2 separate regions of the Homo sapiens genome follow, and region 1 is linked to region 2. A link is an interaction called in ENCODE POLR2A ChIA-PET data of the cell type or tissue named here. Cell type or tissue: Panc1. All regions are shown on one strand. Links, peaks and the distances in the headings refer to the core of each region. The heading gives the core; the rest is flanking DNA.

The links. Peaks named below come from ENCODE experiments on the same cell type or tissue, not always from the same donor. Only the 100,000 strongest peaks of a DNase experiment are listed, where the experiment ranks them.
Region 1: POLR2A ChIA-PET joins it to region 2 with 6 read pairs; 3 of 35 experiments call an interaction of 5 or more read pairs at or near these places.

What each region holds. Positions count from the first base shown.
Region 1 is chr4:140,102,818-140,108,203 of GRCh38, reverse strand. The region is part of intron 1 of MAML3 (mastermind like transcriptional coactivator 3); the gene reads left to right. Among named protein-coding and RNA genes, the nearest start is that of MAML3-AS1, 23 kb to the left of the region's middle. In Panc1, for the core only: no CTCF peak of the experiment used is centred there; no DNase peak of the experiment used is centred there; H3K27ac peaks cover 1,992 bases.
Region 2 is chr4:139,565,645-139,571,030 of GRCh38, reverse strand. It overlaps LOC105377451 (a long non-coding RNA gene), which reads right to left and starts at 2,356. Exons shown (of 3, transcript XR_939251.4): 1 at 2,089-2,356. In Panc1, for the core only: no CTCF peak of the experiment used is centred there; no DNase peak of the experiment used is centred there.

The DNA.
Region 1 (5,386 bases), core at 105-5,104, 540 kb before region 2:
ATGAGTAGAGACATAGAACAATGAGGCCGTGGCCCACATGTGTATGTTTGCACATGTGCATACATGGTGGGTTGGGAGGGATAGAGGATGGGGAAAGGTATATAAAGTGATCCTCTAGAGTTTGCAGGACAAGCCCAATATGTCTTTTGTCATATATGTGATTGGGGATTCAAAGATGATGGTTGTGGTTATTTCCTTTTAAGTCTTTACAGGCTAGAGGTTGTTAATTTGCATGGTAGTTCCCTGTAGATTTTGTTTTGTTTTGTTTTTTTCTTCCCCCATTTCTTTTTTGTTCCTCTCGGTGCCTTTTCTCAGCATATGTATTTGCTCACCCCACCGTCATTTTTTTTTTAATCACTCTGGCTGAGGGGTCTTTTCTACCTAAAGAAGCATTTTTTTGGTCGGGCATGGTGGCTCATGCCGGTAATCCCAGCACTTTGGGAGGGTGAGACTGGTGGGTCATCTGAGGTCAGGAGTTCAAGACCAGCCTGGCCAACATGGAGAAACCCGATCTCTACTAAAAATACAAAAATTAGCCATGTGTGGTGGTGGGCGCCTGTAATCCCAGCTACTCAGGAGGGTGAGGCAGGAGAATCGCTTGAACTCGAGAGGCGGAGGTTGCAGTGAGCCGAGATCGCGCCACTGCATTCCAGCCTGGGTGACAGAGCGAGAGTCTGTCTCAAAAAAAAAAAAAAAGCATTTTTTTCATCTATAGTCTGTGAGACCCTAAATAAGAGGACATATCAGACAGAACAGGTGAAGAGACTGGTAACCCATCAGTGCTAGACAAATAATCTAAATCATTAAAATGAGGAAGGTTTATACAGTCAAAGGACTCAATGGTGATGTAAGCCCCAAGTAACTGATTGAAAACTAGACTCAGATTTAATCTCTGTGTTAACCGCTGACCAATATATTTTCATTGTGTAGTTTATATAGTTTATATACATTAAGGAGATTGGTCCTCCATTCAGTAATGTTTATAAATTATCTGCTTTTTTATTTTCTTGTTTCTATAAAAATACCACTCTTTGGCTGGGCGCAGTGGCTCATGCCTGTAATCCCAGCACTTTGGGAGGCTGAGGTGGGCAGATCACCTGAGGTCAGGAGTTAGAGACCAGCCTGACTAACATGGTGAAACCCTGTCTCTACTAAAAATTCAAAAAGTAGCTGGGCATGGTAGCAGGTGCCTGTAATCCCAGCTACTCAGGAGACTGAGGCTGGAGAATCGCTTGAACCCAGGAGGCAGAGGTTGCAGTGAGCCGAGATCATGCCATTGCACTCAAGCCTGGGCGACAAGAGCGAAACTCCATCTCAAAAAAACAAACAAACACCACCACTCTTCTTAAACCTAACTTGTTTATTAACAGGTTTTACTCCAGAATTAATCTCAGGATTTTGCTAAGCCTTCATATTTTAGACTAGAAAAGAAAATCAGTGAATTGCTTTCAAGCTGTGATTGGTTGCCAGTGCTTTACAAATAGTCTGGGTAGTTGCAACACCAATGATTAAGAAAAAAGGTAAACATTAAAGCCATTAAAAGTGATGAAATTGAGTATTGGTGTGTAGCAGTCTCCATGCTGCAATGAATTCCTATACAATTTTAAATCCTAGTACTTTAGAGGTATTTGGAAATACTGATTTTTTTAAATAAGAAAGCAGAGTTAAGGTCACAGTTGCATAAGGAAGATTCTTCATGACTTTCATGGTCACTTCTCCGTGGGTGTGCACACACATGCCCACACACAAATGCATGCTTCTGTTGGATTGGTGCTTCTAAGACTAGGAGCATATAGCAGTTTACCATGTGTATCATGTAAGGAAATTTACTTGGGAGAGTTATAAATCCATTGACCAGAATGGGGGCTTATGATAGTTGAGAGCAATTAGAAGGAAAAGAGTATTTCTGTGACAACCAGGGCTAATTAGAAGGATTAGTCAATCTACCCTTGCTTCCAAGCAGGGAATGTCTAATCAAAGAGAAAGATTTTTGGAAAAACAGGAAATGGAAAATTAATTTGAGCCTCCTCTCCCCAGATTGTTTTAGATGCCTCAGGAGGGGCTCTTTTTTTTTTTTTTTTTTTTTTTCTTGAAGTCAGTTTTACCAAGAAATTTCCTGAAGTAAAGACGACGAGTGATTCCTTCGTTTTGGGATGACTGCCCCTAGTGTATAGCATAATGCAGAGTGATGGAATTATTAGTGAGGAGTCCTAAACGTGGGATTAGGAGTCATTGAGGTAGAAAAACCAGGCTGGCTCATTTCACATCTTTTGAATTTGGAAAGCTATAGCCACCTCGCATTCAGCTATAATTTTTTTAAGGATAGAAATGTTTTCTCCTAGTTATTTCATCAGGTGATTTGCACACCAGGATCCCAGGAATCCAGCATCCTTATCCTGGGCCAGGCCAGTGTCTCCATCACTTGATTGATGTGTGATGGGTGTATTGACCAGACTGGGGAAGAGGATTTTGTTTTTTTCCTCCATGTCCCCCACAGGCAACTTCCCAGAGTTACATGCTCACTTATTAATTTCTCAGTGAAACTATTTAAACAGGCAGCTGTTTGTTATACTTTATCAATACGAGGCTTTGTAAACAAGAAAAATGAGTGCGATCTAACTTGAAAATGCCCTGTAGAGAATAATCCTGTTTTGTCAGACAGAGGATGGGCTGACCCTTTGGGTTTTTTCATGTTTAATTCCTACTATTTATTCCATAAGGTACTAAGAAGGTCTGTGGGAATCCTTGATACTTACCTGGGCTTAGTTTAGCTCTAAAAAAGTAGCACAGGAGCAGGAGACTTGATGAGAACTTAAAATGAAGTGTCTGGCTAAGACCAGGATAGTCGAGTTGCTCATGAAACCTCTGGATTCACCGCTGGGTAAATCTGGTATCATGATTGTTTTGATCACCATTTAAAAATGTCTTTTCTCCAGTTACAAATAAGATGTTTTATCCAAGAATGTGCACTAGCACAAAAGGACTTTATTTTGCACAACATCTTCTCTTTGATAGGACACAATTTTCTCAGGCCTGAGTTACATGATGGGGGTGGTGGCTTTGAGGAACATGGAGGGTCTTTTTGTGGCAGCTAAGTCAGGGAGTTTCAGGATAAGGATGCTGGGACATATTTCTGTTAAGCAGGGGATTCTGGTGGAAATACCAGGACTTTCTTTTACTGCTTACATAAACACTCTGGATCCTCTGTGCCCACTCAGAAAGTTTAGGGAGAAAAGCTGAAAAGGCCTTGAATTAATATCTCAGATGAAGGACAGTGCCACTAACAGTCTATTAAAATACACATTAAAAATATGTAACTTTAAATCCCTTTGGTTTGGTTTAAAAAAAATTAAAGTTTTATAATGATGCCTTTATTCTTTTATTTAAGGTACTTAAAAAATGTATATATTATGGCCAGATGCAGTGACTCATGTCTGTAATCCCAGCACTTTGGAAGGCCGAGGCGGGTGATCGCTTGAGCTCAGGAGTTTGAGACCAGCCTGGGCAACATGGCGAAACCTCATCTCCACAAAAAACACAAAAATTAACTGGGCATGATGTTGCGTGCCTGTAATACCAGCTTCTCGTGAGGCTGAGGTAAGAGGATCACTTGAGCCCAGGAAGTGGAGGTTGAGCCCAGGAGGTGGAGGTTGCAATGAACTGAGATTGGGCCAGTATACTCCAGCCTGAGCCACAGAGCAAGACCTTCTCTCAAAAAAAAAAAAAAAATTATATATATACACACACATACATTTATATATGTATATACACATTCGTGTATATTATATATTATATTATATATTATATAATATATAATATATATATATTATATATATATATAAAATAGGTTTGGTTTTTTTTTTGAGACAGGGCTCACTGCAGCCTTGACCTCCTGAGCTAAGGCAATCCTCCTGCCTCAGCCTCCTGCATATTGGGACCATAGGTATGTGCCACCATGCCTGGCTAATTTTTTAAATTTTTTGTAGACATAGGGTTTCTATTTGTTGCCCAGGCTGTTCTTGAACTCCTGGGCTCAAGTGATCCTCCCACCTTGGCCTCCCAAAGTGCTGGATTACAGGCATGAGCCACTACATTTGTTCTTATTATTTATTTTTAATACCAGATGATCATCTCTATTAAAAACAGAAGTGAGTGATATGATGTGTACAACAGTGCACGTACTGTATCTTTACTGAGAGAATAGTGGAGAAATACCCTTGTTTGAGTCATTTCCTGAACAATAGGATGGGGTGGTTTGTAAACCAAAATTTGGTCTCTGCTTTGGTGAAGCTAAGAATGCAGTTTTGATCTTAATATGCTAGTAGCCAACACAACTGAAGGTGATGCAGCATTTTTACCTCATTAGCAGTGTCTTAGGCTTAGCTGGTAAGGCTTCACCAGCTTGCAGTGCCCAGGAAGCTGACGTAATAAGCAGCAGGTCATGGGCAACACGGATGTCATCTTGGTCCAAGATACATCCATCCTGCTGTGTCTCATATTTGTTGTAGAATGATTCACATAGAAAAACCATTTTGATTTTTCCTGTCTTTTAAAAACAATACTTCAGTTTGTCTTCATGCTTTCTGTAAAGTTGTATCTCCAATATGCCGGTTTAATTTTGTATGAAACTGGAATTTTAGATGAAAGGCTTTCTAATGCACAAAAGAACCTCAGCCCTTTCTCAGAAGCACAACAAACACACACATAAACAACAACAATAGAAGAGTTCCAATTAGGATTTTCAGAACACAAATACCCATTTAAATGTACCTAACATTTCTCTGCTAGAAGCCACTTTAAATTATTGTTCTTTTTAAAAGGAAAATCCAATATAGTTGAAAGCTTGTGCTTTATAAATATGTGATGCTTCCCTGCATTATCTGAAAGAGGGAGAAAAACCATGTCTTGCTTTTTGGGATTTAACCTGTTTTAGCTGATCACAAAATCTTTATTAATTGCATTTATTAGCTATATAGCACTCCAAGGTCTTTGAAATTTTTTGGTTGCAAAAATCTGATGAAAAAATTAAATTGTATATTATCTTGTAATTTTGCAAAAAGCATGTGATTGAGTTGTGCCCTGCCAATGACTTCTAGTAGCAGAGCAAGCAGTGGTCCTTCCTCACCATTGAGAGTGGCGTCGGGGAGTTTCTTGCAGTTACAACAAAGCCCAAATTATGGGGACGGTGAGGGGAGTCTTTGGCCACAGAATAGGTTTGGGTGTGAGCTGCACTTTCTGCCTTGCTAAGTGTCAGTTTTTCTGGATTTTACATTTGTCTTCCTATAGCTTCAGCTTCCCTTCTTTCCTTTACTTCCTACTGTGGCCTTCATTCTCTTCACTTGGTGGTGATGAGTAATTTTACACAAGGCCATTTTCTCTGGACATA
Region 2 (5,386 bases), core at 139-5,138:
CTGCGCCGGGCTTTATCATAGTCTTAGTCCAGTATGCTCTGCCTCTTTTAAAAGCAAACTTGTACTGATGTATTCCACATATGCCTTAATGCAAAGAGAGGACATATGTAATACAATTCTTATTTTTCCAATGAGATTCCCCTTCCTCCAAATTAGCCTAATTGGATATATAAACTATTAGGATGTAGACAAGATTCAAATGTCTATGATATTTCAGAGATTAATTTGGTTGCACATATATATTACTTTTTAATTGACACATAATTGTATATATTTATGGGGGACAGAATGATATTTTGATACACATACACCATGTGTAATAATCAACTCAGGGTAATTAGCATACCATAACCTCAAACATTTATCATTTATTTGTGTTGGTGACATTCAAAATCTCTCTGATAGTTATGTGAAAATACATAGTAAATTACTGTTAACTATAATCCTACAGTGCTATAAAAAACTGGAACTTATTCCTCCTCTCTAGCTGTAATTTTTTTTTTTTTTTTTGAGACAGGGTCTCACTCTGTGACTCAGGCTGGAGTGCAGTGGCGTGATCTCAGCTCACAGCAACCTCTGCCTCCCGGGTTGGGGTGATCCTCCTGCCTTAGCCTCCCAAGTAGCTGGTATTACAAGTGTGTGCCACCACACTTGGCTAATTTTTGTATTTTTAGTAGAGATGGGGTTTCGCCATGTTGGCCAGGCTAGTCTTGAACTCCTGACCTTAAGTGATCCACCCACCTTGGCCTTCCAAAGTGCTGGGATTACAGGTGTGAGCCACCGCACCCAGCCTCTAGTTGTAATTTTGTATGTTAATCAACCTCTCCCTATTTTCCCTCTCCCTCTACCCTTCCCAACCTCTAGTTACCACTATTCTACTCTCTGCTTCTGTGAGCTCAACGTTTTTAGCTCCCACATAAGAGTGAGAGCACGTGATCTTTATCCTTCTGTGGTTGCACATATGTTTAAATCACACATTACATAAAACAATACCTTAAGAAATATAGCTTTTTAGGCCGGGCGTGGTGGCTCATGCCTGTAATCCCAGCACTTTGGGAGACCGAGGCGGGTGGATCACCCGAGGTCAGTAGTTCCAGACCAGCCTGGCCAACATGGCAAAACCCCATCTCTACTAAAAATACAAAAATTAGCCGGAAGTGGTGACATGTGCCTGTAATATCAGCTACTCGGGAGGCTGAGGCAGGAGAATCACTTGAACCCAGGAGGTGGAGGTTGCAGTGAGCTGAGCTGGTGCCACTGCACTCCAGCCTAGGTGACAGTGAAGCACCGTATCAAAAAAAAAAAAAAAGAAAGAAAAGAAATACAGGCTTTTAAACATTTGTATTAACTTATCAGGTACAAATGTAATTTTGCTACATGCATAGAAATATAGCTATCTTCAATCCCACATTTCCTGAAACAATTTTATTCAAACTCTTCACATACATCTTTGACACTAATGTCTTCATCACTAGACCCCCTTTCAGAATCATCCCATATAATTTTCAAGATCATACTCTTTTTCCTGCCTAAGCACTTAACATTCCATATAAAACACTCTTGTTGGAAATGTTACCCCATTTTGTAATTTGTCCTCTAAATTTAGATTCATCATCTAAAATATAACTATTTACTGCTATTGCTTTTAAGTGATATTTAGGAGTTCATTTACTTGACATAAAACACTTAATAATTATGAAGTACTCCTTGCAGGAATAATTCCTAACTGTGTCTTCAATTTCTTTGCTTCCTTCTTTACCAGTTCTTCTGGGGTACTCTTTCTACAAGCTTCCAAAATTAGGCTTGATTTCAGGATAATGGGTCTTTCCCAAATAGAACACTTCCTTATTCAAAATAGGAGAAATTTCAAATTCTGGAAAAACGTGAGAAATTTTAGAAGACCTCCTCTATAAGGAGATGGCCCCTGCTTTGGGGGCCTTTTAGGAGATAAAAAGCTTTTGCCTCAAAGTAGCAGCACAAATATCAGATATAGGGGGGAAATGCCTGAAATTACCATGTGGTAAACACCAACGAAACTAAAACTGAGCCCATTATTTTTTTAAGATGTAGTATCATGCTTATACTCACATAACTCAGGCAGAAGCTCTCTGAGGAACTCCATGAGACCCAGGAGCCACCCCCATCACACACTCCAATTTCGGCCTCATGGAAGACTTTCTATAGGTTGACTCCAGCCTCCAGAATTCACTGGGGAGAAGTGTGTGCGTCAGCCCCGCCTGCCCTCTGCATGCTGTGCATCTGCAGGAATGTTCCTCACACGGGCTCAGACCTGCCCAGGCCCAGCTGCTCCAGGACAGACTCGGCTTTCGTCCACAGCCCTGTCAGATGCAGGACTGTGGCCTGGCCATGACAGCTGGGCTTCCACTCCGCTCTCTGAATCTTCCACACCCCTGACCCTTGCTGCTTCTTTCTTCTTTGTTGGAAGCTGCTTTTCCCCAAGCACTAATATTCAACATAAACATTTAAATTGTATTTCTTATTCATTTTCCCTGTTGTGTTTCCTAGAATTTAAACGCATTTTGTTTTCTACTTAGCATAGTGGGTTAAATAGGCTTTTGTGGGCTAGTCTGGGAACATTGTTTCCAATGAAAAATGCATTCTGTGTTGGAAACAAACAACATACACAATGAAACTTTCGGAACACAACCTCTTTGTAGAGTGGGGACTGCCTGTCCTGCCTCATGTATCAGAATTAAAGTCTGCAAAGGTTCTCTTTTCAAATCTCGGCAGCTTTAAAAAAAAAACACACAAAACAAAACAAAACAAAAAAACAATCTGGGATGGAAAGGTAGGAATCTAGCCACATCTTAAAGAACATGAGAAACAGATGTGTTTTTTTGTTTGTTTGTTTTGTTTTGTTTTGTTTTGTTTTGAGACGGAGTCTCGCTCTGTTGCCCAGGTTGGAGTGTAGTGGCACCATCTCGGTTCACTGCAACCTCCTCCTCCCGGGTTCAAGCGATTCTCCTGCCTCAGTGTCCTGAGTAGCTGGGATTACAGGTGCCTGCCATCACGCCCAGCTAATTTTTGTATTTTTAGTAGAGACAAGGGTTCACCACGTTGGCCAGGGTGGTCTCGAACTCCTGACTTCAGGTAATCCACCTGCCTCAGCCTCCCAAAGTGCTGGGATTACAGGCATGAGCCACCGCACCCATCGTTTTTTGTTTTTTTAAATCATCCTCTTTCTAATTGGGGGTAGTGGTGGAGGGTGGGGGATGTAGAAATAAAGTGACATAATTGCCCTCTGCCTCCTTAGGAAAACACCAGACCTCTGAGAAGGAGGTGATTAAACCGTTCAGTCACTTGACAAAGATAATCTAATTAATTAATGAAAGGATTTAACACCCATGTCTGGAGCATTTGCAATGTGCTAGACACCCTTCTGCATATGCCGTGACAGCTCTGACATGACAAACAAGGCCTGTGGAGAAACGCAGACTAGGTAACAGAATAAACAAGAATGTGTAAGGTGGTGACAAATGCTATGATGAAAATTAACAAAGGGAAGTATTAAACCAGAGAAGTATTCAATAGAAGTGTGGCTGGGTAGCTACCCTTGGTTGGGTGGCCAGGGAAGACATCTTTGAGGAAGTGACTTTTATGCTGAGACCAAAAACCAGCTAAGAGAAGATAAGGGGAGGGGAATCCCAGGTAAGGAGGAACTGTGAATGCAAAGGTCCCGAGGTAGGACAGAACAAAATGCAAAGGCCCTGAGGTAGGATAGAACAAAGCAGTCTCGGCCTCCCAAAGTGCTAGGATTACAGGCATGAGCCACCACTCCTGGCTACACTGGAAGGCTTTAAGCAGGGCAAAGCCTTATGTGATCTGACTTGAAAGGCCACTCTCCTACCCATGAAGAACAGGCAAGAGTAGAGGCAGAAGCACAAATGAATTAGATGACAGCAGGGATGCTGGTGGCCACTATGTAGTGTACACTCAACCGTGTGCCTGGAGCTCCTTAAAGCCCTTTATCTGCATTATCCATTAATCCACACAACCTCTCTATAGAGTAATTTCTAGAATTTCCATATTACATATACAGAAAATAAAGTCTAGAAAAGTAATGTGCCTCCAGCTGGTAAGGTTTTTTTTTTTTTAACAACCTCTTTTTATAACTATATAAGTCAATAATAGTCATCATAAGAAACATTTTTTAATGAGCAAAAAGAAAAAATTAAATCACTTGAGATCACATCATCCTGTGATAATTACTATTAACATTTTGGCTTATTTTTACTAGATGTTGTTCCATGCAAGTACATTATCTACTGTTCTCAAAAGCATATGATGCTTGCTTCTACACATTAAATAATTTCTAGATTACGAATGTTTACAATTTTATTATTAATTTTAAGAACACTGCCTACGAGTTCATTTTTTTTTTCTTTTAAGTAGAGACAGGATTTCGCCATGTTGCCCAGGCTGGCCTCAAACTCCTGGGTTCAAGTTATCCACCCATCTCGTCCTCCCAAAGTGCTAGTATTATAGGCGTGAGCTACCACTCCTGGCCTACAAGTTCATCTTGAATGACACTATAAAAAAACGGTGGCTTACACCTGTAATCCCAACACTTTGGGAGGCCAAAGTGGGTGAATCACGAGGTCAGGAGTTCAAGACCAGCCTGGCCAAGATGGTGAAACCCCGTCTCTACTAAAAATATACAAAAATTAGCCGGGCGTGGTGGTGGGCACCTATAATCCCAGCTACTTGGGAGGCTGAGGCAGAGAATTGCTTGAACCCGGGAGGCAGAGGTTGCAGTGAGCTGAGATCACGCCACTGCACTCCAGCCTGGGCTATAGAACGAGACTCTGTCTAAAAAACAAACAAACAAACAACAAAAAAACTGTGGCTGGGTGCAGTGGCTCATGCCTGTAATCCTAGCACTTTGGGAGGCTGAGGTGGGTGGATGGCTTGGGCTCAGAATTTCAAGGCCAGCCTGGGCAACATGGTGAAACCCCATCTATATAAAAAAATTAAAAAATTAGCCAGGTGTAGTGGTGCACGCCTGTAGTCCCAGCTACTAAGAGGACACATTTAATCTATGCATATATATGTATGTATATACGTATATATATGTATAGATATTTTTTTGAGACAGAGTCTCGCTGTGTCACCCAGGCTGGAGTGCAGTGGCACAATCTCAGCTCACTGCAATCTCTGCCTCCTGGGTTCAAGCGATTCTTCTGCCTCAGCCTCCCAAGTAGCTGGGACTACAGGTGCACACCACCATGCCCAGCTAATTTTTGTATTTTTAGTAGAGACAGCGTTTCACCATGTTGCCCAGGCTGGTCTCGAACTCCTGACCTTGTGATCAGCCTGCCTCAGCCTCCCAAAGTGCTGGGATTACAGGCGTGAGCCACCACACCTG